Linked DNA regions of Homo sapiens: region 2 is linked to region 1. Evidence: read pairs that join two places in POLR2A ChIA-PET (ENCODE). Cell type or tissue: HepG2. All regions are shown on one strand. Each heading gives the region's core, and the rest is flanking DNA. Links, peaks and the distances in the headings are about the cores only.

Region 1 (12,544 bases), core at 1-8,000:
CAAAAGCAGTTTTTTCCTACAATGTCATTTCCTGCTTCTCTGGCTCTGATTTTCAATAAATTGATAAATTGTGAATCCTGTTTTCCTCTTATTTTTGTTTAGCTATAATGTTGAAGGGCAAGGGAGAGGATGGTTATTTATAAATCTTGTATCGCTCTGAAAACACAACATACATTTTCCTTAATCTGATTAACTTGACTTCAAATATGAAAAACAACTTTCATAAAGCAGAAAAGAATTTACCCTTTTTTATTGTGGGTAAGAGGCAATGGTACAACTTTTCAACTTATTTTTTGAATGTTACTCACTACTAACCATCACCATATTTAAAAAAATTAAAGAACTAATTTAGTTTAGTTTATTATTTATTTGACAAATGTTTATTGAGTGGCAACTAGGTCCCAAGTACCGTTCTAACTACTGAACATACAGATGTATGTAAACAAAACAAAAATCCCATCCTGGAGTTTACATTCTGTGGGACTAGAGATAAAAAATGGATACATTACATAGAATGTCAGCTAGTAATCAGTGTTATGGAGAAGCAGCAGGAATAGAAGATAAAGTGTGTGCTGGGGGTGTGGTAATTTTAAATAGGGGTGTCTGGAAATGAAAAGGTGGTATTTCAATCAAGATTTTTAGACCATGGCTGGGTGCAATGGCTCAGGCCTGTAATCCCAGCACCTTGAGAGGCCAAGGGAGGGTAGATCACTTGAGGTCAGGAGTTTGAGACCAGCATGGCCAACATAGCAAAACCCTATCTCTACAACAGAAAAATACAAGAATGGCTGGACGCAGTGGCTTATGCCTGTAATCCTAGCACTTTGGGAGGCCCAGGCGGGTGGATCACAAGGTCAGGAGATCAAGACTATCCTGGCTAACACGGTGAAATCCCGCCTCTACTAAAAAAGAAAAAAAAATACAAAAAATTAGCCGGGCGTGGTAGTGGGTGCTTGTAGTCCCAGCTATTCAGGAGGCTCAGGCAGAAGAATGGCATGAACCCGGGAGGCAGAGTTTGCAGTGAGCTGAGATCGCGCCACTGCACTCCAGCCTGGGCAACAGAGCAAGACTCCATCTCAAAAAAAGAAAAAAAAATACAAAAATTAGCTGGGCATGGTGGTGCACACCTATCGTCCCTGCTACTCTGGAGGCTGAGGTGGGAGGATTGCTTGAGCCTGACGAGGTTGAGGCTGCAGTGAGCTGTGATAGCACCACTGCACTCCAGCCTCTCGACAGAGATCCTATATAAAAAAAAAACCTCTGCATTTCATTGTATGTAAATAAGTATGTAATTTCATTGTATGTACAGAGCCAGTTTCAAACAAAGGTTCTTCCAAATACCTATCCTCTCAACGACACCGATCATCCATGTTTTTTTTTTTTTTTTTTTTTTTTTGAGATGGAGTTTAGCTCTGTCGCTGGAGTTCAGTGGTGCCATATTGGCTCACAGCAACATCTGCCTCCTGGTTCAAGTGATTCTCCTGCCTCAGCCTCCTGAGTAGCTGGGATTACAGGCACATGCCACTACGCCCAGCTAATTTTTGTATTTTTAGTGGAGAGGGGGTTTCACCATGTTGGCCAGGATGGTCTCGATCTCCTGACCTCGTGATCCTACCACCTTGGCCTCCCAAAGTGCTGGGATTACAGGCATAAGCCACCGCCCTCGGCCTCATCCATGATTTTATTTTGCCATTTCAAGTGATGGAGCTTGTTTTAGAGCTGGAAGAAAAGCCAAAATGCCAGTTAATCTAAACTAGATTCCTGCCCCAGTGCAGAACCAATCAAGACAGAGTCCCTGTCTTTCCCGGACCACAGGATTTGTGTTGAAAAGGAGAGGAGTGGGAGAGGCAGAGTGGATGGAGAACAAGGAATCATTTTCTATATTTTTAAAGTTCTTCAGTTAAGAAAATCAGCAATTACAATAGCCTAATCTTACTAGACATGTCTTTTCTTCCCTAGTATGTAAGGTCAATTCTGTTCATTTGCATAGGAGATAATCATAGGAATCCCAAATTAATACACTCTTGTGCTGACTTACCAGATGGGACACTCTAAGATTTTCTGCATAGCATTAATGACATTTTGTACTTCTTCAACGCGAAGAGCAGATAAATCCATTTCTTTCTGTTCCAATGAACTTTAACACATTAGAAAAACATATATATATATCTTTTTAAAAGGTTTATAAAATGACAACTTCATTTTATCATTTTAAAATAAAGTAAATTTAAGATTTGGAAGGTTTTAGAATAATACAAACCAAAGAACTAATGACAACGTCCTTTATTTTTAAAGATTCTAGAAGTTGCTTTTTGTAATTAGACAACATAAATTCTGAATTTTTTCACATATTGCTGCCAACCCCTTGGGTCTTTTCCTTTCTCCAAGAAAGAGAAAGCTACAGAGGAGTGACTGACCGGGTAGGTGGTGGTAGCCTTAGCTTTCTCCAATGTTTCTGGTTGTTTTCTTTTTCTTGCATAAAACCAAAATCAACAACGACCAAACCAACACCAATCAAGGCCTCCCCGCCCCTAACCTTTCCCAGTGACCTGCTCTCATCTCTGGATCCTCCTCAAGCACATCCCTGCCGGCAGCATCTGTTACTACTGACGCTCCTCTACTTCCCTCTTGCGCTTTCTCAATGGCGCAAATGGATCCAGTTCTTAAGTTCTCCCTCCCACAAAATCCTGTCTCCTCCCCTTCCCAGACATATTCCTGGCACCTCTTCTTCCACAAGGTCCCATCCTCTCATACATACCAGCCGGTGTTTTTTGTTTTGTTTTGTTTTGTTTTGTTTTGAGACAGTCTCGCTCTGTCGCCCAGGCTGGAGTGCAATGGCGCGATCTCGGCTCACTGCAACCTCCGCCTCCCGGGTTCTAGCGATTCTCCTGCCTCAGCCTCCTGAGTAGCTGGAGCGGCACCACGCCCGGCTAATTTTTGTATTTTTAGTAGAGACGGAGTTTCACCACGTTGGTCAGGCTGGTCTGGAACTCCTGACCTCATGACCAGCCGACGTTTTTAAAGACATAGTGTCCCCCTCAAGGCATATTCCAGTTCCTATCACGAGGATTCCCCCACGGACACTCAGTGCCCCCTTCCTGATCCTCAGCGCTTCCCTCGCGACCTACAAACTGCCCCCCTCCCCAGGGTTCACAACGCCTTACGCCTCTCAGGTTCCGCCCCTACCCCCCGTCAAAGAATACCCATCTGTCAGCTTCGGAAATCCACTCTCCCACGCCAGTACCCCAGAGCATCACTTGGGCCCCCTGTCCCTTTCCCGGGACTCTACTACCTTTACCCAGAGCAGAGGGTGAAGGCCTCCTGAGCGCAGGGGCCCAGTTATCTGAGAAACCCCACAGCCTGTCCCCCGTCCAGGAAGTCTCAGCGAGCTCACGCCGCGCAGTCGCAGTTTTAATTTATCTGTAATTCCCGCGCTTTTCCGTTGCCACGGAAACCAAGGGGCTACCGCTAAGCAGCAGCCTCTCAGAATACGAAATCAAGGTACAATCAGAGGATGGGAGGGACAGAAAGAGCCAAGCGTCTCTCGGGGCTCTGGATTGGCCACCCAGTCTGCCCCCGGATGACGTAAAAGGAAAGAGACGGAAGAGGAAGAATTCTACCTGAGTTTGCCATAAAGTGCCTGCCCTCTAGCCTCTACTCTTCCAGTTGCGGCTTATTGCATCACAGTAATTGCTGTACGAAGGTCAGAATCGCTACCTATTGTCCAAAGCAGTCGTAAGAAGAGGTCCCAATCCCCCACTCTTTCCGCCCTAATGGAGGTCTCCAGTTTCGGTAAATATAAGTAATAAGGATTGTTGGGGGGGTGGAGGGAAATAATTATTTCCAGCATGCGTTGCGGAATGAAAGGTCTTCGCCACAGTGTTCCTTAGAAACTGTAGTCTTATGGAGAGGAACATCCAATACCAGAGCGGGCACAATTCTCACGGAAATCCAGTGGATAGATTGGAGACCTGTGCGCGCTTGTACTTGTCAACAGTTATGGACTGGAGTGTTATGTTTTCGTATTTTGAAAGCAGAAACTAGGCCTTAAAAAGATACGTACAACTCTTTAGGGAGACTACAATTCCCATCCAGCCCCAGGAGTCTGGGGCAAGTAGTCTTGTAAGGTCAGTGGCCTGCGGGGACGCAGTGAGCGCCGAATTTGCCTGGGGCAGGGGAAATGCGCTCTGGCCCATGTCTGCGCACTCGTAGTTCCACCCCTCAGCCCCAGTGTTTGTTATTTTTCGGGTTCAGCTTGCTTTTGCCCCGTCTCCGTCGACGCAATCGCCACCAGTCAATGGGGTGGTCGTTTTGAGGGACAAGTGGTAAGAGCCAATCTTCTTGGCGAAAACGCGGAGAAACGGGACTAGTTACTGTCTTTGTCCGCCATGTTAGATTCACCCCACAGAGATAGCGGCAGAGCTGGCAGCGGACGGTCTTTGCATTGCCGCCTCCCCAGGGGGCGGGAAGCTGGTAAGGAAGCAGCCTGGGTTAGCTAGGGGTGGGGTCACGTCACACTAAGAGGGTTTGGAGAAGTTCAAGGGAGGAATCCTGCAAAGAAGAGGGGCGACTTTTTCCGTGTCTCCGGACAGCTAATCGTTTTAGTGACAGGATGAGAGAGCCCTTCGTGTTCTGAGGGACCGAGTGGGCGAAAAGCGCCGGAGAGTTGGAGAGTCTGTGGTTCAGAATGCGAGGTGACAACGTGCTAGCAGCCCTCGCTCGCTCTCGGCGCCTCCTCGGCCTTGGCGTCCATTCTGGCCGTGCTGGAGGAGCCCTTCAGCCCGCCACTGCGCTGTGGGGGCCCCTCTCTGGGCTGGCCGAAGCCAGAGCCGGCTCCCTCTGCTTGCGGGGAAGTGTGGAGGGAGAGGCGGGTGTGGGAACTGGGGCTGCGCGCAGCGCTCGCCAGCCAGCGCGAGTTCCAGGTGGGCGCGGGCTCAGCGGGCCCCGCACCCCCGGCCCCGGGCAGTCAGGGGCCTAGCACCCGGGCCAGCAGCTGCAGAGGGTGCGCCGGGTCCCCCAGCACTGCCGGCCCGCCTGCACCCCGCTTGAATTCTCACCGGGCCCCAGCCGCCCTGCACAGGGCAAGGCTCAGGACCTGCAGCCCGCCATGCCCGAGCCCCCTCCCAACCCCTGTGAGCTCCAGCGTGGCCTGAGCCTCCCCGACGGGCACCGCCCCCTGCTCCTCAGCGCCCGGTCCCATCGACTGCCCAAGGGCTGAGAGGAGTGCAGGCGCCCGGCACAGCCCTGCGCAGGATCCACTAGGTGAAGCCAGCTGGGCTCCTGAGTCAGATGGGGACTTGGAAAACTTTTATGTCTAGCCTGAGGATTTTATATGCACCAGTCAGCACTCTGTGTCTAGCTTGGGGTTTGGGGATGCACCAATCAGCACTCTGTATCTAGCTAATCTGGTGGGCACTTGGAGAACTTCTGTGTCTAGCTAAAGGATTGTAAATGCACCAATCAGTGCTCTGTGTCTAGCTCAAGGTTTGCAAATGCACCAATCAGCACTCTGTGTCTAGCTAAAGGTTTGTAAACGCACCAATCAGTGCTCTGTGTCTAGCAAATGTAGTGGGGACTTGGAGAATTTTTATGTCTAGCTAGAGGATTGTAAATGCACCAATCAGCACTCTGTGTATATCTAGCTCAGGGATTGTAAATGCACCAATCAGCACCCTGTCAAAACGGACCAATTAGCTCTCTGTAAAATGGACCAATCAACAGGATGTGGGTGGGGTCAGATAAGGGAATAAAAGCAGGCTGCCCCGCTGGGTGCCAGTGGCTCACACCTGTAATCCCAGCAATTTGGGAGGCCTAGAGGGGTGGATCACGAGGTCAAGAGATCGAGACCATCCTGGCTAACACAGTGAAACCCCGACTCTACTAAAAAGACAAAATATTAGCTGGGTGCGGTGGTGGGTGCCTGTAATCCCCTCTACTGGGGAGGTTGAGGCAGGAGAATGGCGTGAACCCGGGAGGCGGAGCTTGCAGTGAGCCCAGATTGCACCACTGCATTCCAGCCTGGGTGACAGAGGGAGACTCCATCTCAAAAAAAAAAAAAAAAAAAAAAAAAAATGCAGGCTGCCTGAGCCAGCAGCAGCAACCCGCTCTGGTCTCCTTCCACGCTGTGGAAGCTTTGTTCTTGTGCTCTTTGCAATAAATCTTGCTGCTGCTCACTCTTTGGGTCCGCATAGCATTTATCTGCTGGTAACACCGACCGCAGAGGTCTGCAGCTTCACTCCTGAAGCCAGCGAGACCACGAACCCACCAGGAGGAATGAACAACTCCAGACGGGAGGAACGAACAAACTCCAGACATGCCGCCTTAAGAGCTGTAACACTCACCGCAAAGGTCTGCAGCTTCACTCCTGAAGCCAGCGAGACCACGAATCCACCAGAAGGAGGTAACTCTGAACACGTCCGAACATCAGAAGGAACAAACTCTGGACACATCATCTTTAAGAACTGTACCACTCACCGTGAGGGTCCGCAACTTCATTCTTGAAGTCAGTGAGACCAAGAACCCACCAATTTCGGACACAAGAACATCCGGCTTCTACTGATGGAAGGCCACGACTCCTCAGTAGAAAGAGGGCCCAGGCAAAGAAAATGAGAGAGAGTCCTTGGGGTGGTGACACTATCTTGGGAACATGGAGTGCTAGGAAACGATAACTGGAAGACTAGGATGAAATCTGCAAGTTAAAAAATGACACTACCCATATATCCTTCTCATCCCATTCTCCTTTTTTCGAGACCCCGTTAAAGAGATCTTGGTTAGGGACCTTTGGTTTTGGAAAGGCACTGTTTCTCCTTTTTGTCAAACACTCAACTTTCAGGCCACACTTTTTTTTTTTTTTTCGAGACAAAGTCTCGCTTTCTCAAAGACCAGCCCAGGCTGGTCTTGAACTCCTGAGCTCAAGCGATCCTCCTGCCTTGGCCTCCCAAAGTGCTGGGATTACAGGCATGAGCCACCACTCCCGGCCTCAGCTTGGATAACTTGGCTTGTACAGGCCTCTGGTGGAGACAGTAACCAAAGTTCGGGTTGCCAGGTTTGTTTCATTAAAGGGATTTTGTTGAGGCTGAAAGAAAAAAAAATCGATGTGGAGGAAAAGCTAACTTGTGCCAAGACAAGGTGAGTCAGTCACATGGACTTAACAATAATGTCAATTATGAAAGCTGAAGGCCTAGGACCCAGCTATCTGACTCTACTGGCTGTAGACCTAAGGAGCAGGTAGGGTTAACCATAGCTTTCGTGTTTACACACGTTCAAGATTAATGCTCTTGCTGAAAGAATTTTTTTACATGCCAGCCAAAGAGAGTTCCTTATGGAGACCTGGATATGGTCCAGCTAAGCTAGAATCTCCCACTTCCTGTTTTCTCTTAGTTGGCCCACCAGCTGGAGGAGCTCCAGAATATCTAAATTAATTTCCAATTGTGTAATTTGAGAAAAAGAGACGAAGATTAATTTCCCTAACGAGTAGGGAAGTGTGTTTCTTTTTTTTCTTTTTTTTTTGAGACTGAGTCTCGCTCTGTCGCCCAGCCTGAAGTGCAGTGGCACGATCGCGGCTAGTGCACTGCGAACTCTGTCTCCCGGGTTCACGCCATTCTCCTGCCTCAGCCTCCCGAGTAGCTGGGACTACAGGCACCCGCCATCACGCCCAGCTAATTTTTTGTGTTTTTAGTAGAGATGGGGGTTTCACCGCGTTAGCCAGGATGACCTCGATCTCCTGACCTCGTGATCTGCCTTCCTCGGCCTCCCAAAGTGCTGGGATTATAGGCGTGAGCCACCGCACCTGGCAGGAAGTGTTTCTTAAAGTTGGAAAGTGGTATTTCAGAATATCCGCTTTTGGCAGACTGAGTCAGTCACTTCATTTTCCTGATTTTTTGCCTAAGGTCCTGGTGAATTGACAAAGATTCTGCCCAAATTTTAACGACCCCAGTAATTACATGTCATATGAATGAATACTTGACGTCAGCAGGACTGCGTTTTGGTGGTGAACTTGGTTCTAGGTAGAAACAAAGAATGGAGAAAACTGGGGGATAATTATCTTAGGGTTTCAAAAAAGTGCCTGATCTTCACAGACTTCAGGGTCCTTAAAATAACAGTCTTAATTGTAGTGTTTTACAGGGCAGTGCATTACATTGTCAAAAACAGTACAGGTTTATGGTTCTAATGACTGGTTTATTATTTTTAAAAATGTTTAATTGAACTTAATTTTTTTAAGGAGACAGGGTCCGGCTTTGTTGCCCAGGCTGGTCTTCAACTCCTAGGTTCACGATCCTTCCACCTCAGCCTCCCAAATTGCTAGGATTACAGGCATGAGCCACCACACCGGGCCAATTTTTTATTTTATTTTTGAGACAGAGTCTCGCTCTATCACCCAGGCGGGAGTGCAGTGGCATGATCTTGGCGCACTGCAACCTTGCCTCCCAGATTCAAGCAATTCTCTTGCCTCAGCCTCTTGAGTAGCTGGGAATACAGGCCTGCGCCACTACACCCAGCTAATTTTTGTATTTTTATTAGAGACGAAGTTTCACCATGTTGGCTAGGCTGGTCTCGAACTCCTGGACTCAAGCGATCTGCCTGCCTCTGCTTCCCAAAATCCTGGGATTACAGACATGAGCCACTGTGCCTGGCCTGTATTATAATATTTTTATATTTGAATGACATTTTGAAAGAACTTGCATATTCATTTTTAATTTGATCCTTATGGTAACACTGTGAGATCGGCAAAACAGACATATTAGACCTATTTTACAGATTAAAGAACTGAAGCTCAAAGGTGAACTGACCTGCTCACAGTTTTATGTCTAGTAATGGGCCAGAGCTGTGTCTAGAACCCAAGTCTTCCCATTTTTTGTGCTCACACACATACACACAATTTGCTGTTCTGATTAGATGACATTTCATTGCTTTCAATTTGCATTGTTCTGACCACCAGAAAGTTTGAAAGTCTTCTGAGGTATTTGTTAGGTGTTCTGACTTCTTCTATGAATTTTATGTATACTTTTTCCTGGGTTGTTAATTGTATCATTAGCAGTTTTGCTGATACTCTGGGTGTGTTGCAGATATTAACCCTTTGCTGTGGGTTGTGATGGTTGTTTGTTGTCTTCTGATTTTGTGGATTTTTTTAACCATATAAAATATTTAGTATGTAATGAAATATGCCCAACTCATCCTTTGACTTCTATGTACATTATAACCTGCCTTTAAATGTGTATTTCTTTTGTAGGTAAAAGTTTCATTTGATCTGAATAGTATTAAAATAAAATACCTGGATGAGGAAGATGAAGAGGTAAAGTATATTATGGTACTTATTGCTAGGTGTTCAGAATAGGGATCTTATTTCTCCAGTGATATGGGCTTTAATAATTCGAAGTAGCGCTTAGCTCATTTGTGTCTCAAAATAATAATAATAATAATAAAAACAATGAGACATGCAAGAGATGTCGGGAGAAGCACCAGAAGATTCCATTGAAATCTTGCTCCCCAGAAGGGTGGGAACAGTAGGGACAGAAAACTGCTGTGGTTCATTATGTTTCATCCCCATTTCGCTTCATTTTATTGAACCCCGTCTCTACTAAAAATACAAAAAATTAGCCAAATGTGGCAGCAGGCGCCTGTAGTCCTAGCTACTTGGGAGGCTGAGGCAGGAGAATGGCGTGAACCCAGGAGGCGGAGCTTGCAGTGAGCCGAGATCGTGCCACTGCACTTCAGCCTCGGTGACAGAGCGAGACTCCGTCTCAAAAAAAAAAAAAGGATATCAGCTTTTTATTTTCTTTTCTTTTCTCCTTTTCTTTCTTTGCTTTGCTTTTCTTTTTGTTTTGGGACAGAGTCTCACTCTGTCATCCAGGCTGCAGTGCAGTGGCGCAATCTCAGCTCACTGCAACCTCTGCTTCCTGGGTTGAAGCGATTCTTGTGCCTCAGCCTCCCAAGTAGCTGGGACTACAGGCATGCACCACCATGCCTGGCTAATTTTTGTATATTTGGTAGAAATGGGGTTTCACCATGTTGGCCAGGCTGGTTTTGAACTCCTGGCCTCAAGCAATCCAGCGGCCTCAGCCTCCCAAAGTTATGGGATTACAGGCATGAGCCATTGTGCCCAGCCAGGATATCATCATATTTAATCCTCACATCAACTGACATTTGCCCCAATTTACAGATGAGGAACTGAGGCACAGAGAGGTTTTGGTACTTGCCTGAGGTCACACACTCTGGGCTCTCTGCTTGGGGCTGAGGGCCAAGGGGGGTTGTGACTGACTTCTCTTTCCTGAACATCAATAAAATTCAATTTAGAAATTTCTGTCTTCAGTGCTATCTCGAGGGGCCTGTGAAAAATGCTGACTCGGTGGCAGCTGTCTTAGCCCCATACTCATTGGGTTGCCCTGAGCCCCACACTGTTTTAAGGAAGTCCCAGCAAATAATATGGGATAGAGGTGAGATCCAAACCTAAGCAGCCCTGGCTCTAAAACCCACTGAACAAAGCTGCCTCTCCAACTAGCATCAGAAAGAACTAGGTGAGAATCCTACTTCTATCACTTACTAGTTCTGTGGCTCTGGCCGCCCCCGCCCAAGTTACTTAACCTCTTTTTTTTTTTTTCCTTTTTCTTTTTCTTTTTTTAGAGACGAAGTCTCGCTCTGTCACCAGGCTGGAGTGCAGTGGCGTGATCTTGGCTCACTGCAACCTCTGCCTCCGGGTTCAAGCAATTCTCCTGCTTCAGCCTCCCGAGTAGCTTGGGACTACAGACGTGCGCAACCATGCCCAGCTAATTCTTTTTTTCTTTATTTTATTTTATTTTTTTTTTTGAGATGGAGTCTCGCTCTGTCGCCCAGGCTGGAGTGTAGTGGCGCGATCTTGGCTCACTGCAAGCTCTGCCTCCCGGGTTCACGCCATTCTCCTGCCTCAGCTTCCTGAGTAGCTTGGACTACAGGCGCCCACCAGCACGCCCAGCTAATTTTTTTTTTTCTTTGTATTTTTAGTAGAGACGGGGTTTCACTGTGTTAGCCAGGATGGTCTCGATCCCCTGACATCGTGATCCGCTGTCCTCGGTCTCCCAAAGTGCTGGGATTACAGGCGTGAGCCACCGCACCTGGTCGATTAACCTCTTTTAAGCCTGTTTTCTCATCCATACAATGGAGATAATGGCAGCACCCACTGCTTGGTAAGGAATATTAGGTGAACACAGGTGCCTATGTGGGTTCCTCCATTTTCCATAAATGTTAATTCCCTTATCCCTCATCTCCTAGGTTAGTCCCAGAGGACAGATTTGAAGTTTGAAAACAGAAAGTAACTGCCAAAAGGGATTATTTAGGGCAGAGATTGTCCCCTTTTATTATGCTTTAGGTCCTCAGTGGTGAGGGCAGGGGACAGGAGAAGTGGGATCCAGCCCAAATTCTTGGATCTCATCGTAGAGTGACTCTTTAGGGGCTTAGGATTCTGCATTTTGGACCCGTCCCCAGGGCATTCTGATGCCTGCAGTTCTCCTGTCTGGCTTTGAATAACTCTGGGTAGTGCTTTAAATCTAAGCTGACATACCAGTGGGATGTGAACTGTCCTTGCAAATGTTTTGAGCCCTTCCTGCGCTGGCCTCCAACTCTGCCTTGCTCAGTCTGTCTTTAGCTCCTTTCCATTCTGGCCTTCTCCCTTTCCTTTTTCACTTCCTTTTTTTTTTTTTTTGAGACAGGATCTCACTCTGTTACCCAGGCTGGAGTGCAGTGGCATGATCTTCGCTCACTGCAAGCTCCGCCTCCCGGGTTCAAGCAATTATCATACCTTAGCCTCCTGAGTAGCTGGGACTACAGGCGCACACCACCACACCCAGCTAATTTTTGTAGTTTTAGTAGAGATGGGGTTTCACCATGTTGGCCAGGCTGGTCTCAAACTCCTGACCTCAAGTGATCCGCCTGCCTCGGACACTCAAAGTGCTAGGATTACAGGCGTGAGCCACCACGCCCAGCCTCCTTTTTCACTTCCTACCTTCCTCCCCACCTCTGGGTGTACCCTCCCCTGAGCTCAGCCTGTATTTCTATCTGCTGGCCACTTACCAGCCAGTCCTTTCATCTACAATGCCCTTTACTCACCTAGAAAGCTCACATCAAAAGTCGCCTCCTCCAGAATACCTCTCAAGTTCTCCTCTCTGGTCCCTTGACCCTTTGCAGGTACCTTTTTTCTTGTACAAGTCACATGATAATGTAAGGGGTTTTTTTCCCCATCTAGAGCCTGCCTGGTGGGCTCATGGTCCATTTGTGGAAACATGCATTTCCCTCTCCTCCGCCCCCCTCCTTCATGATCCATGCTTTAAGAGCTTCCCCAAGGCATGCAGAGCAAGCTGAGAAGAGGTAGACAAGCCTGCAGACCTTTCAAAGAAGTGGGGTGGCTTGGGAAGTAAAAGAAGATCTGGAGATAGGAGTTCCTAAAAAGCAGACAAGAGATTACCGAGGGGTTCCCCACAGCTCCAGCACACAGCAGCTGCAAAAAAAATGCAGTGGAATTACTGAGGGACATTATGGGCTTGATGGAGGACAGGGAATGCTTGTGCCAAGCCAC
Region 2 (8,000 bases), core at 1-8,000, 57 kb before region 1:
TAGTAACATTTATTACACTTAAAAACTTCAGTTCATTTGTAGTTCAAAGCAAATGTATTGGCTTTGAGTTTAAAGACTGAACTACTTTAGATTTGATTTGCATTTTTTTTTTTTTTTTTTTTTGAGATGCAGTCTTGCTCTGTCAGCCAGGCTGGAGTGCAGTGGCTGGATCTCAGCTCACGGCAAGCTCTGCCTCCTGGGTTCATGCCATTCTCCTGCCTCAGCCTCCTGAGTAGCTGGGACTACAGATGCCCGCCACCATGCCCGGCTAATTTTTTGTATTTTTACTAGAGATGGGGTTTCACCGTGTTAGCCAGGATGGTCTCGATCTCCTGACCTCGTGATCTGCCCGCCTTGGCCCCCCAAAGCGCTGGGATTACAGGCCTGAGCCACCACGCTTGGCATCTTTTTACCTTTCATTAACTTTGATGCAAACCTATAGCTTAAGGTATCTTAAACTTTAATGACATTTTTCTCTAAAATAGTAGTTTGTAATAACTTGTTCTGGCACCTGGCTCCAATGAACACTACCCTCTGACCCTGTGGTATAATTTTCATGAGTAAGTGGAAACCTAAGATCTTAGAAGTTCAACGGCAATGTGTCCAAGGGGTTTAGATCCTCTCCTTAAGTGCCTGTATCTCTGTGAAAAGAATCATCATAGGCTAGGCGCGATGGCTCACACCTGTAATCCCAGCACTTTGGGAGGCCGAGGTAGGTGGATCACCTGAGGTCGGGAGTCCAAGACCAGCCTGACTGACATGGAAAAACCCTGTCTCTACTAAAAATACAAAATTAGGTATGGTGGTGCATTCCTGTAATCCCAGCTACTCGGGAGGCTGAGGCAGGAGAATCGCTTGAACCCGGGAGGGGGAGGTTGCAGCAAGCCAAGATCGTGCCATTGCACTCCAGCAGCCTGGGCAACAAGAGTGAAAAACTACACCTCAAAAACAAAAACAAAAACAAAAGAATCATCATCAAGTGAACTGGAACACATCCAGAGAACTAATTTTGTTAGAAAGATTTTAGAGTTGAGCCACACAATCTGCATCTTCTGCGTCCTCCATGCACTCGTCTGCTTTCTGGAGCCCCATGAGTGAGTCTTAATCCTGTTCCAGATAACAGTTCTCTTCCGGGTAACGGTTCTTCAGATACTTGAAGACAGTGTCTTATTTCCTTAAATCTTCTCATTTCTTCTTCAAAAGACAGTATTTCAAGTTACTTTTATGTATCTTTACCATCTACCTCTGGATAAACACTCTCCAATTTGTCAGTGACCATGTTAAAAACCAAGCACGGTGCTTAAAACTGACATCATCTTTCAGGCAATCACTCCATTGGAGAATACAGTGGGGCTCTGGATCTGTACTTCACTTGCTCCAGAGCCTCTGCTTGTGTTAATACGGCCCAGTTTCAAATAAGCATTTTTAGCAGCCCTGAAATGTGTACTCAGATTTAGTTTATAGTCAACTAAAAACACCCAGAGGTCTCCTGTATTACACAAGTTATAATTAAAACCTTAAAAGAGAAAGGTATAGGACAAATGATCTGTCTCCTCCCTTTTTTGCTTTTTCATATGTTAAGACTATCTCGGAGCTGTTATCAGACTTTTTTCCTGAAAAACTCTCAACAATACTCAAACTAGGTGTTACATGAAGCTGGGGTCTCCAGGTTTTGCCTCACTTGTTCTTTCTTTTGTTGTTGTTGAGACAGAGTCTCACTCTGTCGCCAGGCTGGAGTGCAGTGGCAGGATCTCAGCTGACTGCAACCTCAGCCTCCAGAGTTCAAGCAATTCTTCTGTGTCAGCCTCCCAAGTAGCTGGGATTACAGGTGCACACCACCACGCCCAGCCAATTTATGTATTTTTAGTAGAGACTGGGTTTTACCATATTGGCCAGGCTGGTCTCGAACTCCTGACCTTGTGATCTGCCCGCCTCAGGCTCCCAAAGTGCTGGGATTACTGATGCGAGCCACCGCGTCCAGCTGCCTCACTTGTTGTTTTAGGACTTAGGCTCCACCTCACCAGTGTAGTCCCAGCAGGTAGATAGGAGTTAATAGTTGACTATCTCAGCTCACCACCCTCCAAACCTTTTTTTTTTTTTTTTTTTTTTGAGACAAGAATCTCGCTCTTGTCCCCAGGCTGGAGTGCAATGGTGCGATCTTGGGTCACTGCAACCTCCACCTCCTGGGTTCAAGCGATTCTGCTGCCTCAGCCTCCTGAGTAGCTGGGATTACAGGTGCCTGCCACCACGCCCACCTAATTTTTATATTTTTAGTAGAGACGGGGTTTCAACACGTTGGCCAGGCTGGTCTCGAACTCCTGACCTCAGGTGATCCACCCGCCTCGGCCTCCCAAAGTGCTGAGATTACAGGTGTGAGCCACCGTGCCTGGCCCACACTCCAAATCTTAACCCAAAACAAAAGGAGGTAAGGAAGCAGCAAAACTATTATTTGTCTTTCATAAAGTAATTGATTGACTATTAGAAGACTATCATCCATGCTATGCTCAACAAATATTCTTATTTTTTCACGTTTTTTTTTTTTTTTTTTGAGACGGAGCCTTGCTCTGTCGCCAGGCTGGAATGCAGTGGCATGATCTCGGCTCACTGCAACCTCCATCTCCCCGGTTCAAGTGATTCTCCTGCCTCAGCCTCACGAGTAGCTGGGACTACAGGCGCACGCGACCACACCCAGCTAATTTTTTTATTTTTTAGTAGAGACGGGGTTTCACCATGCTGGCCAGGATGGTCTCGATCTCCTAATCTCGTGATCTGCCCGCCTCGGCCTCCCAAAGTGCTGCGATTACAGGCATGCGCCACCGTGCCTCGCCTCATGTGGTTTTATGCAGCAGATGCAAGGTATTCTGTAAAGGTTCTTGGTATACCTGTTTTCATAACAACATGAGTAGTCTCTTCAGTAATTAGATTAGTTAAAGTGATGTGGTGTTTTCTGGCAAACTTGTACACGAGCATCTGAAATTAAATCAAATATTCCATTATCATGAGTTACCTCTAGCACACAGCTCAGAATACTAGTTATTCCACCATGGCATATGTTTACCTATGTAGCAATCCTGCACGTTCTACACGTGTCCTGGAACTATTTAAAGTGAATTTTTTTTTTTTTTTTTTTAGACAGAGTCTTGCTCTGTCACCCAGGCTGGAGGTAAAAAAAAAAAAAAAAAAAAAATAGAATACCAGTTATCCTAGCTTTAAGTCTCTGTTTTTCTCAGAAAGGGTACATTTAAAAAATTCTAAGACACCTGAAGTCTCGGCTGGGCGCGGTGGCTCACGCCTGTAATCTCAGCACTTTGGGAGGCTGAGGCGGGCAGATCACAAGGTCAGGAGATCGAGACCATCCTGGCTAACACGGTGAAACCCTGTCTCTACTAAAAATACAAAAAATTAGCCAGGCGTGGTGGCGGGCACCTGTAGTCTCAGCTACTCAGGAGGCTGAGGCAGGAGAATGGCGTGAACCCAGGAAGCAGAGCTTGCAGTAAGCCGAGATGGCGCCACTGCACTCTAGCCTGGGCGAGAGTGCGAGACTCCGTCTCAAAAAAAAAAAAAAGATACCTGAAGTCTCAAATAAATAGTTTAATAAAAATTATGTACACATCAGCAGACATAAAATTACAACTAAGGATTCAAAATAATATTATAAACCTACTACGTACCACAAAACTTAAAACTTAAAAAATATATACTGGGCCAGACACGGCAGCTCATGCCTATAATCCCAGCACTTTGGGAAGCTGAGGTGGGAGGACTGCTTGAGCTCAAGAGTCTGAGACCAAGACCAGCCTGGGCAATACAGTGAGATTTCATGTCTTTAAAAAAAAAAAAAAGTAAAAAGAAAAAATATATATTAATTTTGCTTTAATAGCAGATATCATTCGATTCCCTAAGATCGTTTCTTTGCATAGTGACACTCTACTGTACTATAAATTTATCAGCCTACACTTTATAAGCTGAGAGGTAACTAGCCTACACAGAAAGTTATGCTACAGATATACATGGCTTAAAACCAAGACTCAACCCTCTGATAGTTACAAAACACTGAAATCAGGATGTTACTAAAGGTCAGTGCAAAAGCGATCAATTCTCTCGTAAGAAGGCTTAGAAGGGGTTCATGTTCTTCCCCAAAGAAATTTAGAGTCCTCTAGCTATTATCTATCAACCAAATAAAAATCAATAGGCAGCAAAAGAAATTAACCAGATCAATTATGGGCACAGTTGACCTAGCTGGTAGGTATTGTCTGATAAATAACTTTGTTTACCAAGGGCCATCATTTACTAGCCATAGCCACAGCCACTCACACCAGTATTTACGTGTTGCACAATACTGCCATGAAGGTCAGGCCATCTTTCTTTCATGTTGCCTCACTCCATACTGCCACAGGGCACTGAAAAAAGGCAGGCTAGAGAAGCTAATGACATCCTCCCCCTTTTGCTACCACCCTCCGCCAGGATCATTAGCAATTCTGAACTGATTAATTGCTGAAATCCCAGCCTTGAAACTGTTCAGTTAGAAGAGCAATGCTGAACTGCTGAAAAGATCATCTTAATATGGGCTTCAGAATTAATCATGTGTAATACAGTCAGTAGCTTTCATCATAAATTTACCACACTTCACCAAGTCTGAATAGAGCTCAAAGTTTTCCTCTTCGCTTGTTTAAAGACAACATGTACCCAAGCCACTTGTAGTCTAATCTGCAGCTCAGAATTGCCTTTGCCAAGAAAGATTAGACCATTTTAGCCATCTCTAAAAAGCTGAACTTGCAAAACAAAGGGATAAAGAACGCTAATTTTCAATGAATAAATAAGGAATTCTGGACGTGCAGGCAAGTGATCAAGAGCCATTGAAACAGACACAGGTAAGAGCTTTCAGAGCAAATTGCTGGTCTGGACATGGGATTATGAGATGAAAACATTTATAGCCATCACTGTGCACTTACTCATTGTATCTACCAGGGCAGCCACAGCTTACTTTGCCCTTTTAGTAGTGGGATACATCTGGCCACAGAGATGTTATGCTAAGTAACTACCTATGGAGAAGTTAGGATGAAAAATCCTAGGAAGGATATATTAATAAAGATATTTCAGAATGACTTGGTCATCTCTCAGTGTGCAATAAATGGCACACCCACTACTGAATCCATTTGATAATCTGGTATGTTATCTCATCATAGTTTTAAAGAAATATTCACGCAATTCTTCTTCTTATTATTGAGACAGAGTTTCGCTCTTGTTGCCCAGGCTGGAGTGCAATGGTGCAATCTCGGCTCACCGCAACCTCCGCCTCCCGGGTTCAAGCAATTCTCCTGCCTCAGCCTCCTGAGTAGCTGGGATTATAGGCATGCGCCACCACGCCCGGCTAATTGTGTATTTTTAGTAAAGATGGGGTTTCTTCATGTTGGTCAGGCTGGTCTTGATCTCCTGACCTTAGGTGATCTGACCACCTCAGCCTCCCAAAGTGCTGGGATTACAGGCTTGAGCCACCATGCCCGGCCATGCAATTATTTTTATTATGAAGTGATGACAATGACAATTAATTACAGGGGTGGTAAACTTCTCAGGATGTCTGAAATCCACAAATAGCCCAAGCAGAAACGAGGTTTTACTGGTCTTAATATTTTAATGGGTATTTTTCCACAGTATGAAGCAATTCCCATTTCTGGCATTAAGGACCCAAGGTGATGCCAAAATCCTAATAGCAAGGGATATTGCAGGGCAGAAGTGGCAGGGCATTCTTACAAGCCAGGATGAAAACAAACACTAGAGAAATGCTACTATCTGGCAGTACATTTGGAACCAGTCTGAATTTAGTTAAATATGCTGGTAAATTCACCCATGTGAGACAAGGGGGAGAAAAAGATGCCTTCTGGGGAATAAAACTATACCTACTTGCTTTTACAGATAGAAAGGAAAATTCCAATTCGAAAGTCCTATATCATACCCAAAGTATAGCTTTTCCACTAATATTTAATAATTATTTTCTCAAGTAAATATACATAAAATAATCCACACTATAGCTTTATCTAGATCTAAATTTTCAGAAATTAGTAATCGAAATTAAATTACACAGAACTGTGATTGTTTTCTAGATTTCTTCCTCTAGGTTATTAATTGACAATACCTACATAAAACTCTTTCCAGAATGTTGTTAAGTCTTAGTCATTAGGGAGATACATATGGATACACTCACAAATTCTTCTGGGGTCAGGCCAGACACCACCATGGACATTCTTTTGTTGACCCTTTCTGTTGAAGCTGTCAATTCTGGCTTCTCCCTGCTCACACTTTCTTCCATTGCATTATACCCAGCAGTATCAGTAGTATGAGCAGCAGCTGGACTCTGGGCAGATTCTGCAACTTTCAATTGGGGAACTTTCAATGCAGAGGTTGAAGATGGTATGTTGCCAACACGAGCTGACTCTGGGGCTCTGTCTTCAGAAGGATCAGATTCAGGGTCATCAGAGAAGAGGCTGATTCCAGATTCCAGGTAAGGGGTTCCCTCTGAAAGGAATGGGAGAAGTTTAATTTACACAACGATGAATGTTGAATTACAAAGTTCTGGTCTCTGTTAAGAATTAAAAAGACCAATAAAGTTAGGTTAAGAGAAAAATGGGTACATGAATACAGTGTTGGTGGAAATCCAAAGTAGCTTAGTTTCCTAAAAAGGAAATATGGCATTATGTAGCAAACACCTTAACACGTATTTACACTTTCAGTCAACAATGCTAGTTTTAGAAATATATCCTAGGGAGATAAAAGATATATGCAAAGGTTTAGTCATAGGAATAGTATAATTTTAGAAACAATGTAGTTGTCCAATAATAGGAGATTAAATTACGATATACCTAGTCCAATGGAGTACTCTTCACCCATTAATTTGAATATAAATGTTGATGTACAATAAAACAGAAATGTTACTAATATATTAAAGACACCTAAGCAATATTATTTATCATGACATTATTTTAAAAATAAAAGTTTATGGGCCGAGCACGGTGGCTCACACCTGTAATCCCAGCACTTTGGGAGGCCGAGACGGGTGGATCACGAGGTCAGGAGATCAAGACCATCCTGGCTAACACAGTGAAACCCTGTCTCTACTGAAAATACAAAAAAAAAAATTAGCTGGGCGTGGTGGCGGGCGCCTGTAGTCCCGGCTACTAGGGAGGCTGAGGCAGGGGAATGGCGTGTACCCGGGAGGCAGAGCTTGCAGTGAGCTGAGATTGAGCCATTGCATTCCAGCCTGGGCAACAGAGCGAGACTCCGTCTCAAAAAAATAAATAAATAAAAATAAATAAATAAATAAAAGTTTATGTAAAATGACTAAAGAAACACAGAAATATTTTATTATTAAAGAATAAGAGTACAGGCCGGGTGCGGTGGCTCAGGCCTGTAATCCCAGCACTTTGGGAGGCCAAGGTGGGCGGATCACCTGAGGTCAAGAGGTCGAGACCAGTCTGACCAACATGGAGAAACCCTGTCTCTACTAAAAATACAAAAAATTAGCCGGGCGTGGTGGTGCATGCCTGTAATCCCAGCTACTGGGGAGGCTGAAGCAGGAGAATCGCTCGAACCCAGGAGGCGGAGGTTGCGCTGAGCCGAGATTGCGCCATTGCACTCCAGCCTGGGCAACAAGAGTGAAACTCCGTCTCAAAAAAGAGTACGGGTAATATTTTTTTTTTTGAGAAGGGTCTCGGTCTGTCATCCAGGCTGCAGTGCAGTGGCACAAACATGGCTCACCTGCAGCCTTGACCTCCTGGACTCAAGTGATCTTCCTGTCTCAGCCTCCTGAGTAGCTGGGACCACAGGTGTTTGCCACCTTCCAGCTGATTTTTTTTTTTTTTGAGATGGAGTTTCATTCTTGTTGCCCAGGCTAGAGTGCAATGGCGCGATCTCAGCTCACTGAAACCTCTGCCTCCCAGGTTCAAGCGATTCTCCTGCCTCAGCCTCCCGAGTAGCTGGGACTACAGGCATAAGCCACCAAGCCT

Evidence for each region. ChIA-PET counts read pairs that join two places held together with the same protein. Peaks named below come from ENCODE experiments on the same cell type or tissue, not always from the same donor. Only the 100,000 strongest peaks of a DNase experiment are listed, where the experiment ranks them.
Region 2: POLR2A ChIA-PET joins it to region 1 with 19 read pairs; 9 of 35 experiments call an interaction of 5 or more read pairs at or near these places.

The regions. Positions count from the first base shown.
Region 1 is chr17:43,121,979-43,134,522 of GRCh38, forward strand. BRCA1 (BRCA1 DNA repair associated) reads right to left here and starts at 3,386. Exons shown (of 23, transcript NM_007294.4): 1 at 3,293-3,386; 2 at 2,039-2,137. The coding sequence starts at 2,118. NBR2 (neighbor of BRCA1 lncRNA 2) reads left to right here and starts at 3,579. Exons shown (of 8, transcript NR_138145.1): 1 at 3,579-3,792; 2 at 9,230-9,292; 3 at 10,621-10,745; 4 at 10,978-11,159. RefSeq lists silencers at 2,682-2,717, 4,741-4,758, promoters at 3,371-5,127, 3,371-3,637, cis regulatory regions at 3,438-3,460, 3,622-3,630, 4,307-4,336, 4,687-4,716 and enhancers at 3,438-3,460, 3,567-3,696, 3,593-3,617, 3,747-3,836, 4,765-5,578. In HepG2, for the core only: CTCF peaks have their summits at 2,612 and 7,475; DNase peaks (open chromatin) are centred at 2,603, 3,543 and 4,443; H3K4me3 peaks cover 3,004 bases.
Region 2 is chr17:43,064,726-43,072,725 of GRCh38, forward strand. It overlaps BRCA1 (BRCA1 DNA repair associated), which reads right to left. Exons shown (of 23, transcript NM_007294.4): 15 at 6,203-6,513; 16 at 2,883-2,970. Among named protein-coding and RNA genes, the nearest start is that of RND2, 43 kb to the left of the region's middle. RefSeq lists a silencer at 7,313-7,518. In HepG2, for the core only: no CTCF peak of the experiment used is centred there; a DNase peak (open chromatin) is centred at 4,346; H3K4me3 peaks cover 371 bases.